2 separate regions of the Mus musculus genome follow, and region 2 is linked to region 1. Evidence: chromatin loops called from intact Hi-C (ENCODE). Cell type or tissue: heart. All regions are shown on one strand.

Evidence for each region. Hi-C counts contacts between places; a loop is a spot of excess contacts. Peaks named below come from ENCODE experiments on the same cell type or tissue, not always from the same donor. Only the 100,000 strongest peaks of a DNase experiment are listed, where the experiment ranks them.
Region 2: a loop joins it to region 1, with 2.2 times the contacts of the local background. A loop is called at or near these places in 2 of 42 quality-filtered maps.

What each region holds. Positions count from the first base shown.
Region 1 is chrX:57,283,391-57,291,390 of GRCm38, reverse strand. It overlaps Arhgef6 (Rac/Cdc42 guanine nucleotide exchange factor (GEF) 6), which reads left to right. Exons shown (of 22, transcript NM_152801.2): 6 at 2,100-2,170. Among named protein-coding and RNA genes, the nearest start is that of Arhgef6, 51 kb to the left of the region's middle. In heart, no CTCF peak of the experiment used is centred here; a DNase peak (open chromatin) is centred at 4,910.
Region 2 is chrX:57,380,964-57,388,963 of GRCm38, reverse strand. It overlaps Rbmx (RNA binding motif protein, X chromosome), which reads left to right. Exons shown (of 9, transcript NM_011252.4): 6 at 105-219; 7 at 317-442; 8 at 821-903; 9 at 1,571-2,934. The coding sequence ends at 1,881. Among named protein-coding and RNA genes, the nearest start is that of Snord61, 6.5 kb to the left of the region's middle. In heart, no CTCF peak of the experiment used is centred here; no DNase peak of the experiment used is centred here.

The DNA.
Region 1 (8,000 bases):
TCCTGAGTGTGGGTTTATGTGAGCAAGTGCTAGTGCCTGTAGAGGTCAGAGCCATCAGGACCTCCTTGAACCGCAGCTATAGGAAGTTCTGAGCCTTCTGACATAGGTGCTGGGAATCAAACTAGGATCTTCAGGAGCAGCAGAGAGTGCTCTTAACCACTGAGCCATATCTCTAGTTATCTATAAAGTTTTAATAAGCCACTAGTGGACAAAGATGAACTGTGAAGTAGCACAGATTTCAGAAACTGGACAATACTCATGATCAGAATAACAAAGCTGGCTTTCTTTGCTGTTTTTTAAGCCTTATGAGCATGGTCCAAATGGCATTCATTTTTACAGGCATACAGCTCCTTTGAATACTGATATTGGAATATGGCATCATGGTTTGTTTGTTTGTTTGTTTGTTCTCCCTACATAGAAATTGCTTTGCTTTCTTATATACAGGCCTCTGAAGTCAGATCAAGTCCTTCTGTGGCCATCCCAGATATAACTGAAGTCTTGTATCCGCTTCTGCTCAGTACTATTCACCAAGCCCCTTAGTAGCTCTGTCTCTGAGATTCCTATTGATTGGGAGCAGAGCCTCTTTATCAACTCATGCCTTAACTTTGGCCTTGATTCTGCCATTTCCTACCTGAATGGCCTTAGGCCAAGGGTATCACATCTCTGGTTTGGTGTTTTCTCTCCTCTATAAAGTAAGATGATCTTCATTTTTCAGCATGTTTTAAGGATAAGTAAAATGTCTTCAATGCTACTTAGTCCCAAATAAATATTAGGAATAATTTAATATAATTAGAGTTAAAATTAAAAGTATTTGGAAAAATTCATAAAATGATATTATATTAGAATTACAAGATTATAGAAAATATGTGTGTATGTGTGCATGCAAGCATAAATATACATGAAAAGAATAAAAAAGACAAAATCATTAGGATTCATTTTATTAGATATTTTCTTCATTTACATTTCAAATGCTATCCTGAAAACCCCCTATACCCTACCCCTGCCCTGCTCCCCAAACCACCCACTCCTGCTTCCTGGCCCTGGCATTCCCCTGTACTGGGGCATATGATCTTGGCAAGACCAAGGGCCTCTCTTCCCATTGATGACTGACTAGGCCATCCTTTATGTTTCTTTCTTTTTTTTTTTTAAATTTTTAGAGTTGGCCTATAAAGGTTTCATAACTTGAAAAATATTATTTATAAAAGAAGTGTTAATGTGTGATGACATACTCTTACTTGGTTATGTGAAGTCTACTATGTTCAGAAAGAGTTTAAAACAGTGTATAATATAGAAAGAGAATGAAATACAAAACAGAATGGAGAAAAAGATAGCACAGGCTGTAAAGATACTATGCAATGATGCTGCTAAACGGTTATAGCCAGGAGTGGTGGTGCACACCTCTAATCCTGGCACTTGGGAGGCTGAAGCAGGAGGATCAGGAGTTCAAGGATAGTTTGGGTTACATGGTAAAGCCTTGTCTCATAAAGAGAAATATGAGTGTCGTGTGTTTCATTTTAAATGGAAGAATGCCCTAGGATATCCCATGGGTACTATCTAATGGTTAAGATTAACTGTGTAAAATAAAGGCAGCATTTTCTAATATAATGTAATAGTATTAAAATGATAGAGAAAAAGGAGAATTGTACAGACATTTTCAGTGACTTGGAGATTCTTCTTATTTTATCGTTGCCACAGTAGGCATCCCCAAGAAAGGCATGGGTGGTATATGTTCTTTCCTGCTTGTGTGTTAATTTGTAAGTTACAAATACACTTCAGGTTGCCTTGGTTCCACTCACCTGTTGTGAATAAATTAAGTGGACACCCTGAGTTCTATAAATAAACCTAAACTGTGAGTGACACTCGCCCTGGCTCTGCCATGGCTGAACTATGGATTAACTCTTTGACTGGTCCCCCCTCTCGGAACTTGAGGAGACTGAAGAAGAAGATTGCACTTTGATCTTGTGCAGTTAAGTGATATTTCCACCTACTTAAGAAGCTCCATTTCCCTTTTCTTCCCACTTCGACTCTTCATAGTATGTCAGTTGTCCTCTGTTATCAATTGTATGACATTAACAATATCCAAATGTCATTTTTTACAGAGAGACCTCTGTCCCCTAAGGCTATCAAAGGATTTGACACTGCTCCACTTACCAAGAATTACTACACTGTGGTGAGTGTTCGCTCAAAGGGCAAATTTGTTTTAACTGGAGATGGAGATGTTTTACTTGTCAAACCACTGCTAATTTTGAGGTCATACAAAGGAAAGATGGGAAAAACTTGCTTTGTGAGGTTCCAAGGCTCTTTGTATTACAGTGGTCTTCACTTGTGAGTCTTAGAGATATCTAGAGGTTTTGCATCCACAGTACTGACTAACACTTCCGAACAAGGCCTACAAACAGTGATGAAAGAGAAGATGATTAACATGTAGGCGCCATGGTGAAATTCGGTGACATCACCTAAATGTCTATTTAAAAGAAGGCAAGTCCCCAGGTTTCTACGATGTAATGAGTTTTAAGTGATTGTACACTGTGATTTTTACTTGAGAGTCAATCAACTCATAACACCTGCTGGAATATTCTCAATTCTATTTTTGAGGAGAGCCTGAAAGGAAGACTGCCTTTTGACAGAGAGAGACGAGTGAAATAGCTCTGGCTTAAACACAGATATGTCAAACTATATTAGCTATAAATAGGGTATGTGTAATGCTCAAAATAAGCTCCCGTTTGAAAAAAGAAATTGCATCATTCTCCTTAATCTACTCTCTGCTCTCCTTCTTGTCTCCTTTCCAGACTTGGCCCAGTCACTAATGAAAAGGTCAAGTCATCATTGCCTCTAAGTTGCCTTTTCTGGTAGCCTCACTATGTCCCCAAACCTCTACTGCAGTCCAGCTTCCGACTTTACACAGTGTTCTGTGTGCCTTTTTACTACATACTCATTTCATTTTGTGCATGAAAAAGAGTTTTTAATCACCTCTGTACAGGTATGTTAATGTAATTTGGCTTCAAAAATTAAATTTCACTATCCAGTGAATTTGTTCCACACTGGTGACATAAACAGTAAGTGATATGAAGACTCAAAGAGGAGCTTCACGGGTGCCATGGGATCAGAGGAGAATTGTTTGTCAGCGGGTTTTCTCTGATTTCTAGATGAAAAGGCGTGATTCATCAGAACTAGCCTCCCATTTCCCTTCAGGCCTTGTCACTTCTTCCAAATGATCCTCTACTGATTTCATTTTTAAGGAAAGGACTGAGTCAAGTGACAGTTGCAAGTGTGCCATAGTGTGTCCCTGTGGATCTGAAGTATATTGCACTCTGCTGTGCATATCACTATCTTCTGATTGCAACACTTTCAAATGTTGAGAGTTGAGGTTGAGGTAGCTCAGTGGTACAGTATTGTGTAGCACATACAAAAGAGCAACTCTTGTGATTCTCATATGCAGCTATTCTACACAAACACTGGATGGACTGCAGTTTGTATAACCAAACCTCTATTGGAAAGCATACATATTCTTTCTCACTTTAGTAATTAGGAGCAATTCTGCAGGCGGCACCTTAGCCATAGAATTTAAGGATCTGCAGAGTAGATTCCTAGAGGTTCATTTTTTGGCTCAAAAGATAGATATGATTTTAATTTTTCAATGTATATTATATCAAATCTCAAATTTAATAAAGAAAAAAGAAGGTCTTGGGCATTTCATATTGGCCAGAAGGGAAAACATATAGAACTTTTGTGTTAATATTACTTATAATTTTACTGTTTATTTATTTATTCTATTTTTTGTTATTTTAAAGTTTCATCTCTTGTAGCTAAGGCTGGCTGCAAACTTGCTATGTAGTTGAGGATAGCCTTGAATTTCTAATCTCCTGCCTCTGCTTCTCATGTGTTGGGACAGTAAGCATGCTCAGTTTGCTTATCTACCTATCTATCTGCCTGTCTGTTTGTCCATCTGTCTGTCCATCTGTCTACCTACCTATCTACTATCTACCTACCTACCTATGTATTATCTACCTATCTATCTATCTATCTATCTATCTATCTATCTATCTATCTATCTATCTCTATTTTTAAGACAGTTTCTCTTTGTTGGCCAAGCTAGCCTGGAATTCAGCACATAGCCGAGATTGTCCATGAATGTACGATCTTCTAGCATCTGCTTCCCAAGTAATGGAATTGCAGGAATGTGTTGCCATCTCTGGACTGTTACTGTTTTATTATTGAGTACAGATACAGTGTGTATGTTATAGCTAGATATGGATATAAAGAGATTATTGTTGGTTGGGTATTTTTAAATCCATACTACTTTGGAGTTGAATGTTTAGGAAAAAAATGTGAGAATGAATTCAGAGGATTTCTCAAATGATCTGAGTATCCTTCTTATTTGTGGATATCTGAGACAAATAAAAAATACCATCCCATTTATAAGACTAGAAAATCAAGTTATTCCACATGAGAGGTGTTCCCATCTAATCTTACATCAACTCTCCCATCAAAGTACTGTTAATACAATTATTAGATGTCCTTTACTAGATGTTCAGCAAATGGATTCTCACTTGGCCTCATGAAGACAGAACCAGGGAGGTGCAGGCAGTGTCCAGACACAGCCTATCTTAGTAAATTTGAAGAGATTTCATCCCGATCAAACTGTACTGCTCTGAAGTTGGTTAGTCTGCCAAGCTCCTTGCCTTCTGACTCACCACTGAGGCCTTCTGTTCAGGAGCACATAGCCTCCTCTGTCTGCTTCTCTCCTTATCCTTTCATATTAGATGCCCTGTGCCCTGAAAGAGGGGGTGGGGGTGGGGAGGGAGAGCTCCATTCATCAGCCACTCTTTTGAGTTTGTAAAAAGCAAGAAAAGTCCGAGTGAATTTAGGAAAGAATCTCCAGCATTCCCAAGGAGCAGAGCTGCCGCCGCAGCCACAGCAAGGGCAGCTCTGTGTCTTGTATGGAAAGTCTCCTGGGGTTTGGGAGGAAGTAATGTGATGAGAAAACTTTGCTCCCTTTGTGTGTGTGTGTGTGTGTGTGTGTGTGTTCGCGAGCGCGCCTCTCTGTATGTATGTGTGTTGGACAGAAGCATGCATGGCATAGAGCGTGTGTGGAGATAAGAGGACAACGTTTTGGAAATTGGAGTCTGTTTTCTCCTCGTATTTTTCCATGGTTTCTAAATCTGCAGAAATCTGCCGGGTCACGTAGCAAGCACCTTTCCCAGCTGAGCCATGTTGTTGGCTTTCTTTTCCCATTTGTTGTTGCTTTGTTTTGAGACTAAGTCTCATGTAGCCTGAATTTGGATCTTCTTGCCAATAACCACTCCCCAAATTCTGGTATGCATCATCATGCCTGACTTTATTTTCAATGTTTTCTTTTTATTGAACACATAGTTTTACAAAATGACTGTATTTATTTAGTAGTGTGCAAAGGTTCCCCCTTTTCTACATTAATGTTTTTATAGTTTTATGGGGCCCGGGCCTCAAACACAGAGCCTCAAGCATGCCAGGCAAATGTGCTTCACCACTGAGCTACATCCCCAGACCAATATTTTGTATTTTCAGTAATTACCAACCTAACAGGAATGTAGTGAAAATCTTTGAATTTGTGTTTCATGATAGGTGGTGTTGAGCATTATTATATATGTGCATACATACATGAAATAAATAAACTTAATCTTTTTAATTAATTAATTAGAGCCAAAGAGTAAGGCCCCCACACTGACTTTTTGTCACCACATGCATATGTACATGCACACGCATACACACATACATGTATATACATGAACATACACACAAAAACAATGACTTACAGGTTTTATTTTGAAAAATGTATATTCATATTTTTGTGGGGTTTTTTTTTGCTCATTATAAAAGTATGGGGTGTTCTTTTACCTTTCAGTTCTTTGAATTTCTTATACATTTTGGATATGAACCCCTTAGCAGATAATAGTTTGAAAAGATTTTTCTTCATTTTGTAGGTTGTCTCTTTATTCTGTTCATTGTTTTTGTGTGTATGTTCATGTATATACATGTGTGTGTGTATGTGTATGCATGTACATATGCATGTGGTGACAAAAAGTCAGTGTGGGGGCCTTACTATTTGGCTCTAATTAATTAATTTAAAAAGATTAAGTTTATTTATTTCATGTATGTGAGCATACTGTAGCTGTCTTCAGACACACCAGAAGAGGGTATCAAGTCCCATTACAGATGGTTGTGAGTCACCATGTGGTTGCTGGGAATTGAACTCAGGACCTCTGGAAGAGCAGTCAGTGCTCTTAACCACTGAGCCACCTCTCCAGCTTAGTTAATTAAGACAGGGTCTCACTATGTGCCTGAAACTCACTTCACAAAATTCCCAGAGTTCTGCTTCCTGGGCACTGGGGTTAATGGTGTGTGGCACTACCATGCCCCACTTTCTGCCTTACCACCTTATCTTTTAAAACAAAAATGAACTTAAAAGCTTGTTTTCGGGACTGAAGAGATGGCTCAGCAGTTAAGAGCACTGACTGATTTTCCAGAGGCCCTGAGGTCAATTCCTAGCAACCACATGGTGGCTCACAGCCACCTGTGATGGGATCCGATGCCCTCTTCTGGTGTGTCTGAAGCAAGGCAGTGGTGGCACACACCTTTAATCCCAGCACTTGGGAGGCAGAGGCAGGTGGATTTCTGAGTTCGAGGCCAGCCTGGTCTACAAAGTGAGTTCCAGGACAGCCAGGACTGCACAGAGAAACCCTGTCTCGAAAAAACAAGAAAAGAAAGTTTGTTTTCATTCTTTTGAATGCCTATTTAGTTTTTCTAATAGCATTTATTTAGGAAACGGTCCTTTCAGCACTCTGAATTAGGTTTTTTATTAAATTTTATTTACTTACTTACTTACTGTGTGTACATGTGTGTGTACACATGCAGCAGAGTGCACATGTGGTGCTCAGAGGACAACTTGCAGAATTGGTTCTTTTTTTCTACCTATGGGGATCGAACTCACGTCATAAGGCTTGGTGGCAAGCACCTTACCCAGCTGAGCCATCTCACTGACCCCCTTTGTTACTGTTTAGCACTTGTTGCCCCTTGTTCTTTGCTCTATTTTTCTATTTTCTCCTGCTTTTTGTTGTTCTAATTGAGTATTTTATATGATCACATCTTTCTCCTTAACATACCAGTTGTGCCTATGTTTATGTCTGCTTTTGTGTGTGTGTGTGGTGTGTGTGTGTGTGTGTGTGTGTATGCACGCGCTCGAGTGTGCATGCATACACACATGTATGGAGAATATACAGAGATCAGAAAATGATGTCATATGTACTGTTCTATTACTGTCATATATTCCTTTGAGCCAGGGTTTCTTAGTGAACCTGGTGCTAGGCTGCTGGCCAGCAAGTCTCCTGTCTCACCCCCACACGATGTTGACATTACCAAGTGGCCATGCCTGGCTTTTTATGTGGGTGTCTACATCTGATCAAATTCTCATGCTTGAGCGGTGAGTGCTCTAACCCACTGAGTCATCGATTCTATCCTCCTCCTCTTCCTCCTCCTCCTCCTCCTTCTTCTTCTTTTTGAGACAAAATGTGATGGATAATCTTCAGAATCATTAGCATGACTAGGTTTAGAATCACCTAGAAGACAGATTACAGGTGTGTGTTTCTGAGTCTGTTTCTAAGAGGATTAACCAAGAAGAGAAGTCCCACTGGGAATGTTGGAGCTACCATGCCATGAACTGAGACACAAGAATGGATTCAAAGTGGGAATGAAGCAACTGGAGTACCAGCAGTACCTGGTACTCTTTCATCGTCCTCACAGAGATGTGAGCAGTAGAATAGTCTCAGCTCTACATTCCTGTTGCTAAGGAGCTGAGTTCTCAGCATCCGCTCTTGCCCCACTCTTTGGGATAGATGTCATCTATAATCTCATTCCTCACAGATCCTAGCTTACTTTTTCACCTTGTCCATATAATCTATGTTAGAAGGAAGTAATGACTTTCCTTCCCCTTGGATCCTAGAAGGAAGACTAGAAATCATCCCTTC
Region 2 (8,000 bases), 98 kb before region 1:
CTGTCTTAGCTCCATAGCATATTCGATTAAATCCCTTTTTATAGCCTGAGTATAACTAATGTAGCTTGTCCATGGCTAGATTTTAATGCTTATTTTTCCTTAAGCCCCTGTGTCCCGTGGAAGAGATGGTTACGGAGGCCCGCCACGAAGGGAGCCCCTGCCTTCTCGAAGAGATGTTTATTTGTCCCCGAGAGATGATGGATATTCCACTAAAGACAGGTAACAGAAAAGTGCATTTCCTTTTATTAAGGATCACGTTGAAAGAAAGCACACTGGAAGCATACACCAAATTTTCTTTTTTTTTTTTTTTTTGTAGCTATTCAAGCAGAGAATATCCAAGTTCTCGAGATACACGAGATTATGCACCACCACCAAGAGATTATACTTACCGTGATTATGGTCATTCCAGTTCACGAGATGACTATCCATCAAGAGGCTATAGGTAAGTGGCTACTTATGTCTGTGGTTGGCGTATAAGAATTTTCTGTAAAATTTCATGCCTCGGGGGTTTGGGAGATAACTTAGCTGTTAAAGCACTTTACAAATATTCCTGGTTCTCTGCGTAGCCATCCTTGAAACCTGTGTAAAGGTGAAAGGGAGAGAAGAGATTCTGGGTGCAAAATAATCTTTTGACCTTTATAAGATCACCATGGCATGATCATTTCTCCTCACGTACACTTTATCTTTACATTGGGCAGCTAAAAAACAAAACAGAAAAAAAAATGTGTTTTTAGATTGGGGTATTTTAGAATTATATTATAAAATAACATGAGATGCTAAACTGATGTATATTTTAATTTAAAATTTGCTTTTTATTTAGTGATAGAGATGGCTATGGTCGGGATCGGGACTATTCAGATCATCCAAGTGGAGGTTCCTACAGAGATTCGTATGAGAGTTATGGTAAGATACCGGTTAAGGATCTTAAACTATCACCAGCTTGAGGTTTTAGGTTCATGAGCTGGATTAATAGGCTGCGTGGTGCTTGCTTTTAAAGGGACATTTGCTTGCTTTCAAGGGGTAACTTTATCAGCTGGGCTTTTCCTAGTTTTGTGAAGGGTGTTTTGGTTCTTTCCTTGTTTTGTTTTTTGTTTGTTTGTTGTTTTGTTTTGTTTTTACTTTTGAGGCTGTTCGCTTGCTTTGGAGGGGATTTTGCTTGCTTAAATTGGCAGCCTTATGTGTTTTCCCCCCCAACAGTGAAAATACAATTTAAAAATTTTATTAACCAGATCAAATATTTACCATTGCAATATGAAGGAAACTCAACAGTTCAAAAATTGCAACTTATCACTGGAAAGTGGCTGAGTGTCTACTCTAAAATAACAAGCTGTCTGGAATGTCCTCTTGAAATACACAACGTCTTCAGTCTTTTCAAACAAACATTAAAATCAATCCGTTTCCGTACCTCAGCAGATGAGCAATTCCCTCTTATGGCCAGCAATGGTAGAGTTTAAAACTTCCCAGTTGAGAAAGTGAACTTTTAATACAAAGAATTCTGTAAATTCAGATTTAAATGTTGTATATATACAATTTATAGTGTTGCCATATTACCTGACCATTGACCCTGCAGGTAACTCACGTAGTGCTCCACCTACACGAGGGCCCCCGCCATCTTATGGTGGAAGCAGTCGCTATGATGATTACAGCAGCTCACGTGACGGATATGGTGGAAGTCGAGACAGTTACTCAAGCAGCCGAAGTGATCTCTACTCAAGTGGTCGTGATCGCGTGGGCAGACAAGAAAGAGGGCTTCCCCCTTCTATGGAAAGGGGGTACCCTCCTCCACGTGATTCCTACAGCAGTTCAAGCCGCGGAGCACCAAGAGGTGGTGGCCGTGGAGGAAGCCGATCTGATAGAGGGGGAGGCAGAAGCAGATACTAGGAACAAACAAAACTTTTGGACCAAAAAAATCCCCATTCAAAGCAACAAACAAAAGTGGAAACTTTCTGTCATAAACTACCCAAGGACTACTAAAAGGAAAAATTGTGTTACCTTTTTAAAATTTCCTGTTCCCTTTTAATAATTTTTATGTTCTTGTGAGGGAAAAAGTAAGACGTGTTTAATTTTATTTGCTAGTATGAGCTGCTTTCAACAAGCAAATGGTAGATGTGTGAGCCTTGACTTGTTCCTAGTGTTGTAATTTTCCAAGTGAAAGTGTCCCTGAAGGCCAGCCACTTCCTGATTTTTTTCCCCAGTAAATGAGGCAAGCAACCCCAAGATCATCCACAAACTTCCAGCCATCTAGATGGCCTCTGGTCTCCACTGAGAGCTGAATCGCCCTGCCTGTGCAGACAAGCTAGCCATTAGAGAGGGTTGGTTGGGTGTGCTACTTTCAGTATTTCAGGGTGTCTTCCAACTGAAATCTCAATCTTCGCAGTATATATATTAAAACCAACGAGCAAACCTGAGCTCCGATGCCTAGGATGTACTGTTTACCCAGAAACCCCCCAAAAAAGCAGATGGATACTGGCCATATTTTGCTTTTTTGACACTTCCTTGGGAATCTACAAGAACCTCCCTTCCCCCTCCCCGAGTAAGACCTAAGACCATTTAAGTGTGTGTTAAACAACTACAAAATACTCAATAAAACGTTTGGCCAAAGTCAACCCTGAAGCTGCAAACCGATGCTTGCTCTTACTGTTTCAAATTTTTGCAACTCTGTAGTGTCTCACTTTTAAAGGAACAGCTTGATTGCAAAGGAGAAAATAGATAAGCAATGAAGTTATCTCCAACTTCCTAAAGGCTTATGACTTCTAAAAAGTGAATCTATCAGCATTCCACATCAGATTTAAAGCACCAAATGCCCGTGAAACAGCAAAGATGGTAAGCAAAGCAAACTAGTTTTTCCGTCTAAGTCGAAATTGAGCACTTACCTTCCTCATAGTACAGTGATGCCTACTGTACTTCCTGGCAGTGGAAATGCCTTCTAGATTTAAAAAAAAAAAAACCTTGGAAAAAAACCCCACAAAGGTTCAATAGCCTATTAGAAGTCCTCCAAATTCAACACTTGGAAATTTTTTTAACGCATGTATGACACTTAGAGGCATTAATGCAGCCATTTTGTTTATCAATAGCAGTCTGGGAACTGGGAGGGGGTGACTTTTTTCTTATATATTTTTGATGAAGAACTGTAAACATGCTTCATGTTTTGACTTTTTTTTTCAAATTAGTCTTGTAGTCAATAGAAGAAATGGCTTAGGATTGGGGTCCCCCTGTCTTGACCCCTATAAGCCATTGCAAACTTGACCTTTAGTTGGATGCCTAACTTGTTTTAGTTCTATGAAACTACACTGTATGGAGAAAAAAAAATCTATTGCAAGTGGTCTTTTAAAAAGCAAAAAAACCTGAGGCAGCATGACCCAGGTCCAGCCATGAAGTTGAAAAAGATGCTCTTGAATATAGTAAACTTGAAGACCTCCAACTAAAAATCCTTAGACTGCACTTATTCCTTCAAATGTTTTGTCGGTTCAACTTATGGATTTAACGTGGCAGTGCACCATTGGAAAAGAATGAGAATCCATAAGCCATGCAACTTAACCATTTAAGCCATTCCAGTCCATCCCAAGCCAATGAACCTTCCACCAATTAAGAGGAGTAGTAGAACATGAAATATGCATTAAGCTGCAAGTCTGAACTTGCCTGTTCTTTCTGGAAAAAGGCGAAGGGGGGAAGCAGTTATAGGCAAGTGGTCAACTATTTCCTCTAGAGAAATAACTAGATTTCATTTATGCAATTTTTGCAGGTTGAATCTAATGGTCATACTGTCCTGGAGTGCTGATTGATTGATTCACAGTAGATAAAGCTGGCAGTAAGGAACAATCAGATGCTCAGGTAAGTGTTGAAAGCAGTGTCCTTTGAAGGTTTAAATAATGCAGCTTTGTCATTGTGTGGCTGTGGTGTTGGCAAGTATTTTCTTGACCCCTAATTCATTTATGAAATGGGGATAATGCTCAACTCTGGACATGTGGATGAAGTTATTTTGTCATTTTGAGTGAATGTATATAGATGTATTTTCATTTAGAGTATCTAGTATGGTAATACTAGCTGTTTGTGAAAGTTACTAATAGCTCTTGCCTGCAGGATTTCTTATTAAAAGAGCCTATCTAATTAATGGTTTGCTGTGAGCAATATTGTTTGAATTGTACGCTGTTGGGGCTTGCTTCTTTTCAATTGATAATTGTGATACAGCTGCTACTGCAACTTCCAAATTTCATAGACACAAGGTGGCAGGGTATCTGATTTTAATGTGACAAAGCTAATGCTTACAGTAGTACTTGCAATGAATATGGCCATCTTTGGAACCAGGCACTTTAGAGCTAATACTTAAACTGAAAAACCAAGATTGAAGTACTTTACACTATAAAATTCTCTGTAACTTGATCCCATGCTTTATTTTTTACAGAGTTGCTGAAGCAGAGGAACGCTGAGACTAAGCCACAGCAGTTGCTTACCCAGTGCGCATCAGAATTGGTTTGGTACAGGCAATAGTTTGTTTTTTTTTTTTTTTTGTCTTCAAGGGAGGGAGGATGATTAAACCGAATCAGTGCTTGTTAATCCTTAATTAGGGAGTGGCAATCACTTAAAACTGACCCAATGGAGAGAGGGAGACTAATTGGTAAGTGGAGGTACCTACCCAAGAAGTTCGGGTGACTCTTTGTAGACATTCAGTCGTTCGGGCAAAGTCATAGGGCAACTCTGCAATTTCGAGCTGATGATCACTGAGAGAAGAACATTGAATGAGCTGGGGCTGTAACTCCATGGTGAGTGCTTGCCTAAGCACCAGTGAGGCTAGCATTCAACCCCTGGCAGGACACACAAACATTTCAGTCAGAAAAATTATACCTCACTCATGTCTGACCCATTTGATGAATTTTGCCTCATCAGTAGGAAACATTATTAGTTGTCTTGTAAAACTAAGAAGGGGAAGAACAGTGCTGGGAAATGAAAGTCAAAACTGGCAACGTTAGGCTAGTTAGGAAAACATATTGGGAACAAAAATAGGTCACTAGGTCACTGTGGTTTTATAAAAGGTACTTTACCCTCAGGGCTCCATCTTGGAAACAAACCATGAAGCTATAACTCTAGTTTACTGCTTTGGAAACTCAGCCAGTAATGTGAACGCAGATAATCTCAACAGAAGCGGGTTGAGTTTTAGAGTCAAAGAATTTAACTCCACTTGTGAGATTTTTCTTACGAATTTGTTACAGTGCTGTTGAGGGGATTTCAAGCCTTTCGTCCTCTAATCAGGCCCGGAGTAGGTTCTGCTGTCAAGACCTTTAGCTCGTGACATTTTATATGCATTTTTTAGTTTGTCATGGGCAATATTACACTAAATATGAATGTTAAATTCAAAGTGGGAAGTTGGTAGAAAATTTCAAGAGACTTTTTTGACAAGTGGTAGAATATAGAACTAGCAGGTCTAAAATCTGCAATTAGAAAAAAAAAATTAGCCTTGATTCTTCTGGCTAAACTCTGGTTGTAGAAGAATTTGAATAATACACAAAGTGCTGTGGTTTATTTGGTAGCTGGATGTAGAACATTATAGATCATTTATTTATTTATTTATTTATTTTGGAATGTTTTGTATTGAAGCCCAATAAAACTTGAATGTGTGTCTTTGTGGTGTTGGGTTCTTTTTTAAGCCCTTTTTGTAAGTAGAAATTCATTTTAGGCTTTTCAGGGTTTTTTTCCCCACCTAATTTTCCTCCCCAAACGTCAATTCTGGGGCACTGTTGATTTAGGTATAGGGACAGCCAGCAGACCCTTACCTTGATGGGTGACTCAGTATAAGATTGGGTTTTTCAGTGTGACCTCTGGGACTGCCCATGTAGCATGCATACTCCACGATCCAGCAGGCCTTCAGAACTGCTGTCTCTTGCTAATTCTGCTTTCTCTCTAGGTTGAAGTAGGGAATGGTTCTCTAGTGAGTTTAAATTCCAGTTTCAGCATTATTACTTGAGGGAACTTTGGAGAAATTAATCTGTAATTGATCTCTCACCTGTAAAGAAAGTTAATAATATGTATCCCAGAGGTGGAAGAGATTGACTTCATGAAACTGTCTCATAAAGTAAAAGCTACATAAGTATTAAATGATATTATTTTCTATCAATTTCTTTTTGTGTTATCTTCAGGGCTGGGCTTTGGGACCCAATTAGTTTCCCCTTTTGTTAGGGACTGAAAGTTCTTACAAGCTGTTTTTTTTTTTCTCCTAGGTTAGTCATAGTTAACTTTTACTTTCCTCCATTCACGATCCACCATTAGCAACTATTTTAATACCATGTATATCCTTATGTATAAGATCTTATTAATTAAGGGTTTTGTTTGTTTGACAAGGGTCTCTCTACATAGTCTGGCTGTCCTGGAACTCATACAAACCAGGCTGGCCTTACAGTCACAGATTTATCTGCCTCTACCTGCTGAGTGCTGGGATTAAAGGTGTGTGCCACCATGCCCAGCCTTCATATTGATATTTTTGAGACAAGGTCCTCACAGAACATAGACTGACCTCGAACTGCTTTCCCCTCTGGTATGTTAGATAGGTTTACACTACACCATGCCAGCACACCAAGTTTTTGAAGGGCTAGGAATAGAACTCAGGGCTTATGTTTATGCTAGGCAAGCACTCTACCAAGTTATATCCCCAGCCCTCTATTGCTATTAGTTCATTGCTTCTGATTCTAGCATAGCTTTTACTCCATGCTGAAACCCCACCCATGTTTGGCCTACGCATTCTTCCCAGCTTGATTCATATGCCCTTAGGTTGTGTGTCCAGGCCTGCTCAGAGCTTTCTGACATTTTGGCCCTGGCTCTTCAGCTGCTGGTTGAATATGGTTTTGGTGACTGTAGAGGAGGACAGAATCTTGCAAACTGTCCCATCTGTGATTTTGCTTTTAAGCAGAGGGATGCTTATTTCTACAGACTGTAGGGCAAGGTGCTTGGGCTTAAGCTGGAAGAAGTCCAGGTATCAATGTTCTGTCGCATCAGAGGCTTGCTAAGGTCCAGTTGTCACATTCTGAGTTCATCCCAGCCGATACTCAGCAGTATCTGTCAGGAGATTATTAGAAGTAAGCTTTTGTAGAGCTATCGGGAAGCTCTGATTCTCAGAGCAACTTGTGCTGAAACTTAATACACCCGAGCTTGCAATTTTCTTTGTAAGTGCAAGTAAAAGTCAAGACTTCGTGCATTCTCTGTTTGAAGGTCATCCCTACTGCTACTGTAGTGCACTTGGGATTTCAGTTGGTACTTTACGAATCACAAAAGGTAGCTTGATTATGAGCCTGCCTGCCAGACATTTGTGGCAGCTCATTTCCCTTTCTAAAGAGCACTGGGATGTCTGAAGACATTGCCTAACAGACCCCATATTGTGCGTTTACCTCAGGCTGGATTCGAGGAGGAGAAAACACTATTCTGTACAAGGAAAATTTGGTATGGGTTTCTGAATGGGTAGAGTAATAGAAGTAAAGGAGAATAAAGAGTATAGGATCGCCGGATAAAATAACAAACCTTAAATTACTCTAGTTGCTTCTGGTAGGGTTGAGATTAGAGTGCCCAAGGGAGACCCCCCCACACACACCTTTCTATTCTTCAAGACCTACTGTAGGGCTATTCTAGAAGATCAATGAAGAGCCTCACCACCTACTTAATCAAATATGGAGAGGCACGGTTAGGACTTGTTAAATGTTTAAGGGATACTGGTACCACAGTAGCAGAACCTACTAGAAATCTGCTCTCTACTGCTGGAGGAACTACATAGGGAAGTGTCTTGCCAGATGTACTCAACTGTAAAAAAACAGCCTATGGGTGTTTCTGGGGACTCTGTTACAGAGTCCAGAACATATGTGCCCTGAAGGAGCATAAAACCCAGACAGGCTCCTCAGGCTACAGACGTCTGTGCTGTGGAAGCAGGAACCAAACCCAAGTCCTGCGGTGGCGGCTTACTAATACTTTGCTGACAGGACCTCCAACTGGGCCAGCTGGCAAAGGCTCAGAATTCGTTTTCA